2 separate regions of the Homo sapiens genome follow, and region 1 is linked to region 2. A link is a loop called in an ENCODE intact Hi-C map of the cell type or tissue named here. Cell type or tissue: IMR-90. All regions are shown on one strand. Links, peaks and the distances in the headings refer to the core of each region. The heading gives the core; the rest is flanking DNA. Region 1 overlaps CYRIA (CYFIP related Rac1 interactor A). Region 2 has its middle 62 kb from the start of CYRIA.

Region 1 (4,396 bases), core at 94-4,093, 110 kb after region 2:
ATCATTGGGTCTACCTCTGTGTGATCTCATTTGCAGGTGAAGAAACAGGCTGGGAGAGTGGAGGCAGTGTTGGTTGTAGAAAGAGTGAAGACTTCATAGCCATCTAGTCCAGCTCAAGGACTGAGATATTGTATGTGAAGCACTTAGTACAAAGCCCAGCCTGCAGTGGGGGCTCAGTGGGTCCTATCCCTGGTTACAATGTAAACTTTCATTTGTGCAAGTGGAACTAATCAAGGGGCCCACTTGTAAAACCAAATGCATACTAAACCAGTAGGAGAGGAACTCCGGATTTCGGGACCAATCCTAAAACGACCACTGGTTACTTGGGGGAGGCAGAAGAGAAGGGGATATGACACTGGGACTTCAGATCTTTAGTCAAGTGCAGTGGTTCTCAAACTTGAGGACACTGAGGATTCGATTAAAACATAGACTTGCGTTCAGCAGTTCTGAGGTGGGGCTTGAGAGACTGCATTTGTAATAAGCTCCCAGGTGGGTGCCAGTCTCCAGACCATGCTCAGAGCAGTAAGAGCCTAGAAAACTCAAAGAAAAAACAATAAGCCATTTTGTATTTCATGGTTAGAAGCAATTTATGCAGAATTCATTGCCAGAGCTCCTTTATGGACAAGAACTACTGGCTCCTGTTTGGAGCCTGATCCAGTCCATCTAATGGAGTCACACAGAAGGGAATGGTCTTCATGAGTTCCAGAATCTTGCTGTGCCGCAGTTTCCTTATCTAAAGGCACTACTCTGCAGAGAGATTTTGAAGATGAGTAAGAGCCAGCAAAGAGCTTGGCATCCAGTAGGCATTCAAGAAAAGGCAGCTGTGGAGAGGGATGTGGCACCTTGCCAAGGCCATACAGCTGCTACGTGGCAGGTGACCGGGTGTCTCTACGCTCCGTCTCAGTGTATTTTCCATCTTCCACTGAGTACCAGAGGACCTGAGATTATTTTGTGTAGCTGAGCTGGGTTGTCAGATGATATGAGCTGGGGAGCAACTCAGACCTCATGTTGGAATCACAATTTGCTGTCTTCAAGTGGAATGAAGAAATAGCCCAAACAGTGCTTGATCTGTCTGGGAGGCTTGCAGGCTCTCCAGAGGGTGAAAGGCAAAGCGTTCGAATGTAGAGGACTGTGTGGCCACAGACAGCAGCCTGGGAACCCCGACGACAGGGGAAAGTTTAAATCAGGATAGAGCATCGCTGAGTCATCAGGAGCCAGGCTGGGCTTACACAGAAATTCAGAGATAAACTTTGTGCGTTTGTTTGTTTGGTTTAATTGTGGTCTTGGCTTATCAATCTAAACAGGGAAGTTCCATGAGGACTTTGCTGCCTTCTCTTGTGGATTGCAGATTTCCTGCAGGGACATCCTCCATGGGAGCAACTTGTACCTTTGTCCATCTCCCATCTGTCCATAAAAGCAGGCTCGGGGGTACAGATCATGAATTGAGGGTCTTCAACTATGTGCATTTCCATTTCCAGAGTATTTTCTGACTCAAAATATAATTTTAAGTGGGGGTTTTGTTTAAATGAGTTATAGAAACTCATTCTGATAAGCTTGTGGTAGGATTCCAACCTTTCTTTTTACCCTTAACTTGAGTGAAGTTGATTCAGCCACAACACAGATGTTTTCCTCAGTGGAAAACGTGACTTAAGAAACTAGTTGAAGGGGCTGGAGAGGATAATTACTAAGCCAAATGGCTAAGTCTATTCACGTTTCCTTCTCAAATGTCATAGCCCCGTTTTCTGGCAAAGTGGTCAAGACAGATGCTTTTGAAATGACCTTGAAGCAGCAATTGAGTTACTACATTAAGTAAGCGTTGGCTACTACAACTGTGAGTTTAAACACTTTTTACAAATGAGTGGAATCACGTTTAGAAAATATTCAGGATGTTGAACTTGATACTTCTGCTTTGTCCTTTTTTCACAAATTTCTGCATTTGTGTTCGGTACCTACCTGACCAGGTCTGGTATTTTTAATGTGAGATGATAATGCCCCTTAGTGGATAAGGTACTTAACTGCAAGCTCTTGCATTTGCCCAGAGAAAAGCTCTCCAATTTAGCAGAAATATACAATATAGTAACTCTTCAAACTAACCTACTGGAGGGTAATTGTGAGAATTAAATGAGGGCATTTGCATGTAGCGCTTAGCATAGCATCGAGTGCAGGGCTGACACTCAGCGAATGGCTGCTGTTAGTGTAGTTATCGGATCATGAGAATTTGATTTAGATGAAGGCCTTTTGAAAGCAGGGGAATGAGTGTCCTTGGGATTTCAGTGTCAGGGTCCTCTGTGTCTGCTCAGGTATGCATTATGAAAAGGGACTGAAGAGAATCATGTCCTCCCCTGGGACAGCACTACCCGCTGGCTCTCCTGCCCAGAGGTGGAGGCAGTAAATACCTGAAAATGCACTCCTGAAAATGCATGGAAGTCTCCCAGCCTTCAGCATTCTTCGAAATTCCTTCAGCTGGAATTTTGACTTAAAGGAGTGTACTAGTTCATTCTCACGCTGCTAGAAAGACATACCCAAGACTGGGTAATTTACAAAGGAAAGAGGTTTAATTGACTCACAGTTCCACATGGCTGTGGAGGCCTCACAGTCAAGGAGGAAGACGAATGAGGAGCAAAGTCACATCTTACACGGTAGCAGGCAAGAAAGCTTGTGCGGGGGAACTCCCATTTATAAAACCATCAGATCTCATGAGACACATTCACTACCATGAGAACAGTATGGGGGGGAAGTGCCACCATGATTCAATTACCTCCCACCAGGTCCCTCCCACGACATGTCGGGATTATGGGACCTACAATTCCAGATGAGATTTTGGGTGGGGACAGAGTCAGACCATATCAAGAAGTTCCATAAAATGAGCATCCACCTCCGCTTGGTGGGGAGACATTGCTATTTTGCAGCATCTATCCTTGAAGTTGGACTTCTCACGCAGCTCAGCCTCCTGCAGCTGATTGGCTGCTTCAGAGGCCAGAGCAGAGATGGTTCTGCAGGCTTGTCATCATGAAAGTAAGTCTCTGGCCATCACATCCTAGCAGTGGGTGGCAGGCTCTTCTCAAATCCTGCTGTCTTTTTTAGAAGTTAATTTGTGCATCATTGAGGACATATTTCACTTTTCTTGTTGACTCAAATTATCTTTCTTTTAACTTTCAAGCATAGCATGAGATCTTTAGCTATATCTTTATTAAAATGAGTGTCACCATGGTGGAACCATTTTTATTCCTCCCCTCCCTTCATCCCACCCTCTTTTTTCCTCCTTTTCTCTTTCTTCCTTATTTCCTTCCTTCCTTCCTTCTTCCTATCCTCTCACCCTTTTCCCCCCTCCCATCCACATGCCCTCCTTTCCTTCCCTCTTTCTTTCTAAGTAGTTGCCTGGAAGGACCTCAGGCTGGAAGAACTTGGATTCTGATTGTGGCCTTCACACTATCATTCTTCACTCATTCTTTCATGCATTCAGCCACACACATTCCCTGGGTGGCTTGCTGTGGATTCAATCACAAGTAAGTTCCAGTTCCCATCCAGGGGGTCTTCACCTCCTAGGAGGAGAGACAGGCAGGTAAGCAGGAGTGACCAGGAATGTGGAAATGTGGTGGGAGAGAGGACACAGGGGGCTGTGGCACAAGGTGCAGAGGGCAAGGAGTCCCCCCTGCAGGACTGGGACAGGCATCGTGGCCTGGCAGGAAACTACTTTCAGAGCAGGCTTAAGAGCCACCCAGGAAATCTGGTCCCACTACTTCAACATAACCAGAAGACTGGGAGCTGGCAATGGCTTGGCTTTCACAGATCTTAAAGCCAACCCTGTGACAGCTGCCACTCCAGAGACCCCTCATGTCCAACCTCCACCACCACCCCCCCACCTCCGCCCCTCCGCCCAGTACGTGTGATCTCAGCAGATCCCAAAGTGAAGGACGTTGGGCTCCTTTCTTCACACCTCACAGGCGTCTTGGCAGTGGGATGTTCACTGGGAGTTTCTCCCTCTCCTCCACCTCGAGCTACAGCCCCTTTCTGCAGGAAACCCTCCCAGACTATTCTAGTCCAGATGAGGCACCTCCTCTTTTAGACTCCTTTCCCCAAACACTTTGCCTTTACCCAGATCACAGTCCTCACTAGAGTCTTCCTCCCCATTATAGTTGTCTTTGAATGCAGATTCTCATCCTTACTGGTCCTTACTGCAAGAGCCATGTTTTATTTAGCCCTATTCTCTAAAAAGAGCAATGCTCATGTATTTATTTCTTTGACTGGTTACCAGATTTATTTATTTATTTTTTGAGATGGCGTCTCTCTCTGTCACCAGGCTGGAGTGCAGTGGTGCAATCTCGGCTCACTGCAACCTCCACCTCCTGGGTTCAGGCAATTCTCCTGCCTCAGCCTCCCAAGTAGCTGGGACTAC
Region 2 (4,396 bases), core at 147-4,146:
AGATGAATGCCTCAATAGACACACACTGCCAGCATTTCAGCAAAAACAAGTGTATGAAACCATTTTCTCTATGGTTGGAAAATTATCATCATCATGAGTATATTAAACTTTTTTACTTAAAATGTGTTTTTGGCTATTAAGTGCAGTATATTTTTTGATGTTTAAAATTCAGACAGAGAAATTGTGGCCAAGGAAATTGTCAGGTATCATTCACAGTAATTAGAAACCAGAATTCCTGCAAACAGTTAAAACCCAGGACTCCCGAAAGCTTAAAAAGTGATGATGAACTTAGAAAATGAAAGTCAAGAACTGTTGAGTACAAACATTCGGGTTGACCCTCTCTGCACTGTGAAGTTGCAGGCAGAGAGGCAGAACTTTCATTCTGTGATCACTGGTGCTTGTCAGATATGGAGTCCACGTCATATGATGACTTCAAGAAGGAAGAAGAAATGGGTCCAATGAGAAAGGAAGATGAGGAGAGAGCACGCCATGACATAGTCTTTCTAGTGGAAAATGACTAACACTAATTTCTTCAAGCGTCTAAGTCATCAACTGCCTTTCAGAGAGCCTGAGACACTGTGCAGGGAATATGCAGGCTAGTGCCTTTGAAAGCAAATTTCTCCAATTTACCAGTTGTCCCAAACCATGATCACTTCTCATCTGACATCTTATTACCTCATTCTATAGACAAAGAAAGATGCAGTGCCCATTTATTTTTCTTCTAGACATTCTGCCCAGGAATCATATTCACTTGTGTTCAAACTAAAGATGCTCTGGGCTAAATTTCTCTCCTTAGTTTGGGCTACAGGTGGTCTCAGATCTATTTGGGCTTTGATGTTTATAGCTCTTTTATGTTATGAGAAAGGTGGCTACATATGCCAAAAGTCTCTCCCCTGCAATAATGTAGAACCAGTATTTAGTTTTGCATTGTTCTACAGTGTTTCCTCAGATGTAGCAGAGTGAAACAGTGACTCTTAAAATAGATCATCAACTCAGAGAGAAACCTGATGAGACATAGTCAAGAAGGATGAAATGATGCCCAGACAACTGGCGGAGTACTACGTGCAGAACAATCCCGTGCTCTGCAGTAAGTAAACATGCAGGAAACAGACCCCTCTGTTGCCTTTAACGTTGCAAAATCATGACAGGAGAAAACATGCTTCTTAACCTGTTTTCTTAAGTTTAAGAAAAACAAACAAAACCTGATGTTTTATGGAAAAGTTACCTTGATGCTCACAGAGAGTATTGGCAGTGTTATTACACACTTACAAGGTATGAAACTCATAGGAATTGTGGTTTTGGTTTTTCTTGTTTTATTTTCCCTATTTCATAAGAAAAAATGATCAAAACAGAAGTACTTTGAGAAGATGAAACACAGTCAGCTGAGTTGTTGAAATGCCCCCAAATTCTTACATAAGGATGGAGATGTATGTCTCAGCCTCTCATGCTGGCCATTGTAATGGGAAAAGCATTTGAGAGTCAGTGAACAGCTGGCTGCTTAATTACAAGAAAATTGTTATTGGGACAGCTACAGAATACACAAAGCTGAGATTCTGGGTCTTTTTACACAAAATATTTTCTTATATAAACACTACTATTTGTATTATCTTGAACATTAATTTAATGTTAAAATTATTCCTAAGAAGGTGTGTTAGTCCATTTTCACACTTCTGTAAAAATACTACCTGGGACTGGGTAATGTATAAACAAAGGAGGTTTAATTGACTCACAGTTCTGCATGGCTGGGGAGGCCTCAGGAAACTTACAGTTATGGCAGAAGAGAAAGCAGGCACCTTCTTCACAAGGCGGCAGGAGAGTAAGTGAGGGGGAGAAGCACCAGACACTTATCAAACAACCAGATCTCATGAGAACTCACTCACTATCACGAGAACAGCATGAGAGAAACCACCCCCATAATTCAATCACCTCCCACCAGGTCCCTCCCTTGACATGTGGGAATTGCAGTTTGAGATGAGATTTAGACACAGAGCCAAACCATATCAGGAGGATAGGATGTATGAAGCATTCTTAGGAAATATATTCCACACTCCTCTTTATGTTGGTAAAAATACTTTCCTATATTCCTCATACCCATGTCAATCTCCTGACTTGTGTTCTCTCCTAGGATTTATTTGTGGTATCTCTTGTGCTTTTAGATATTTAAGCAGAATTGCTTTCTCCATAATGTCTTGGTCCCAATCACACTAATCATATGTGGTCACTCTATTTTCACCTTCATATATATTTCACAGTCTTTCTTTTGGAAAAAAAAAATCCTATCTTCTGGGCAATTCTTATCCCTAGCCCAACAATCCTAATCATAGTTCGGCTTTCTGGCAGCGTGTGGCCTTTTCCTTGGCAATGTTGATATGAAGCAATTCCAAAACAAGCAAATCCTAGTAAGCCTCTGTTTTCCCAGAAAATAGCATGGCACACTCAACAACTCGTGGGTGTTTTTGCATCCTCGAAAGTTCAGCTGACAACCTTCATTGTCTTCTGCTGTCTTGGAAATTGAAAGGTCACCTTAAAGTAGAGGCAGCTTTCCCTGTGTCACCCAATGAGTTAGAAGAACTCTTGACTCCCAGCTCTTGCCACACAGTGGTGCTAAGATCATGGGTATTTGACTAGGTTTCTGTTGGGTATTGGGCCAGGGAATTTTGACTCCATTTTCTCTGGTTACATCAAATCCCGATATTCAGTGATCCACTATCTGGGTTTTTGTCACTCGTGGCTCCCTTCCTTCCCTTGCTGCCAGCAACTCTATGTCCTCCATTCTGAACAAACATCACATATGTGTGCACAGGAGAGTGCTTGCACACACACACACACACATTGTCATCATCATCATTGTCATCATCTCCACACCTCCCACCCCTTTGACCCTGTTACTTTCCTCCTCAAATATCAAGGAAAGCACCCAACAGGTGAGAAGGGCTTCTCAGTGTACCTTTTCTGCAGTTAATTGCCTCCTATCCTCTCTCTGACATTCAATGCGCCATTGAGTTCAACCAATATCTGCTGGAAACTGTGTTAGGCCTTAAGAATACATATTTGAACAGAATATTGGCCTTACCTTCTACTTGTTCACTGTCCAGTAGGGAAGGCAATCGTGAAAATAAATAATTGAAAACGAAACATGATTAATAAGAGAACTGAAAGATTATGTGACTCTTCTGAAGTCACAAGGCCAGTGACTAAGAAAAAATGACTAGAACCCAGGTTTTTTGTATCCTAGCTAGGGACTTTAGCAAAGTTTTGCAGAAAAAAATACACATTAGTTTTAATGATAATGAAGCAAAAGTGACTTAGCGAAAAAAATTGAATTGCCCATATGTGTGTGAAGAGCTTTAAAATGCTGCAAGGAATAGACAGGAATAAAGACGGAGTAGAAAGGTGAAGAGGAGGAAAAGGAGGAAGAGGAGAATGAGAAGGAGGAGGAAGAGAAGAGGAAAAAGACTTTAAAAAAATAGAATAATATATGTTCTCATATTCCATTTTAAGAAGGTGGATACCAAACAGTATCTTGCCAATGACTGTTGGCAATTACAGTGCTTGCCAATTACTATTGCTCTAAGCCTCGGAAAGAGTCTCTGAAGTCATCTGGGGTGAGTGTAACTTCCGGAAGAGAGTTGGGAAATGTAGAGCATGAGAGATCAGGCACTGGGCCTCTCCAGAATAATAGTTTCTTTTGGATTTTCCACTCATGGAAAGTGGACTCCTTCCAGAAGAATCAGAAGAGGCAAGGGCTAGGTATTTGTTGGAGTGTCCCCCACCCAGCTCCAACAGAAGAAATATTGAACCAATCCCCAAAGGCAGAAAGGGAATGCATACTGGCTGGAAAAGATAAAATGTGATGAAGTGGAAAAAACCCATTCTGGAGTCAAACTACCTAGGTACTGGTCCTAACTCCTCCATCTGCTGATGTCAACCTCAGTCATGCCACTTTACTCTCAAGTACTTGAGTTTTTTGTGTATAACAGGAGAATAATTATACTGTCACTGTTAGCCTTCTAGGGAAGCACTATGGTAACGATAAGTTAAAGAATGCAAAGGTCAGGTATTCTGAAAGGCTGCAAACACATGAGGGGTTATAGAAAAACTAACATAGCATGCAACGACTCGTGTGTCACTGAATCATCAACCACCTCGTTCATTCGTTCCATCTGTAAGCTTTCACTGTCTTCCCTCTGCCAAGCACTATGCTAGATGCAGAGCTTCAGAGATGACTGGGACATGACACCTACTCTCAACGAGTTCACAGTCTAGAGGAGGAGACAGACACTCAAAGAGATAATCAAATGCGAAATGCAAGGGCCAGGATGGCATATTGAAGAGATGGCCTCGGCTATGTGAGTCAGGGGTTATCTCTCGGCTGAAGAGAAAACTACAACTGGCT

Evidence for each region. Peaks named below come from ENCODE experiments on the same cell type or tissue, not always from the same donor. Only the 100,000 strongest peaks of a DNase experiment are listed, where the experiment ranks them.
Region 1: it touches region 2 in a loop (8-fold over the local background); 17 of 110 quality-filtered maps call a loop at or near these places.

The regions. Positions count from the first base shown.
Region 1 is chr2:16,611,242-16,615,637 of GRCh38, reverse strand. All of the region lies in intron 2 of CYRIA (CYFIP related Rac1 interactor A), which reads left to right. Among named protein-coding and RNA genes, the nearest start is that of CYRIA, 52 kb to the left of the region's middle. In IMR-90, for the core only: a CTCF peak has its summit at 2,008; no DNase peak of the experiment used is centred there; H3K27ac peaks cover 395 bases.
Region 2 is chr2:16,725,550-16,729,945 of GRCh38, reverse strand. No RefSeq gene overlaps it. Among named protein-coding and RNA genes, the nearest start is that of CYRIA, 62 kb to the right of the region's middle. In IMR-90, for the core only: a CTCF peak has its summit at 2,596; no DNase peak of the experiment used is centred there.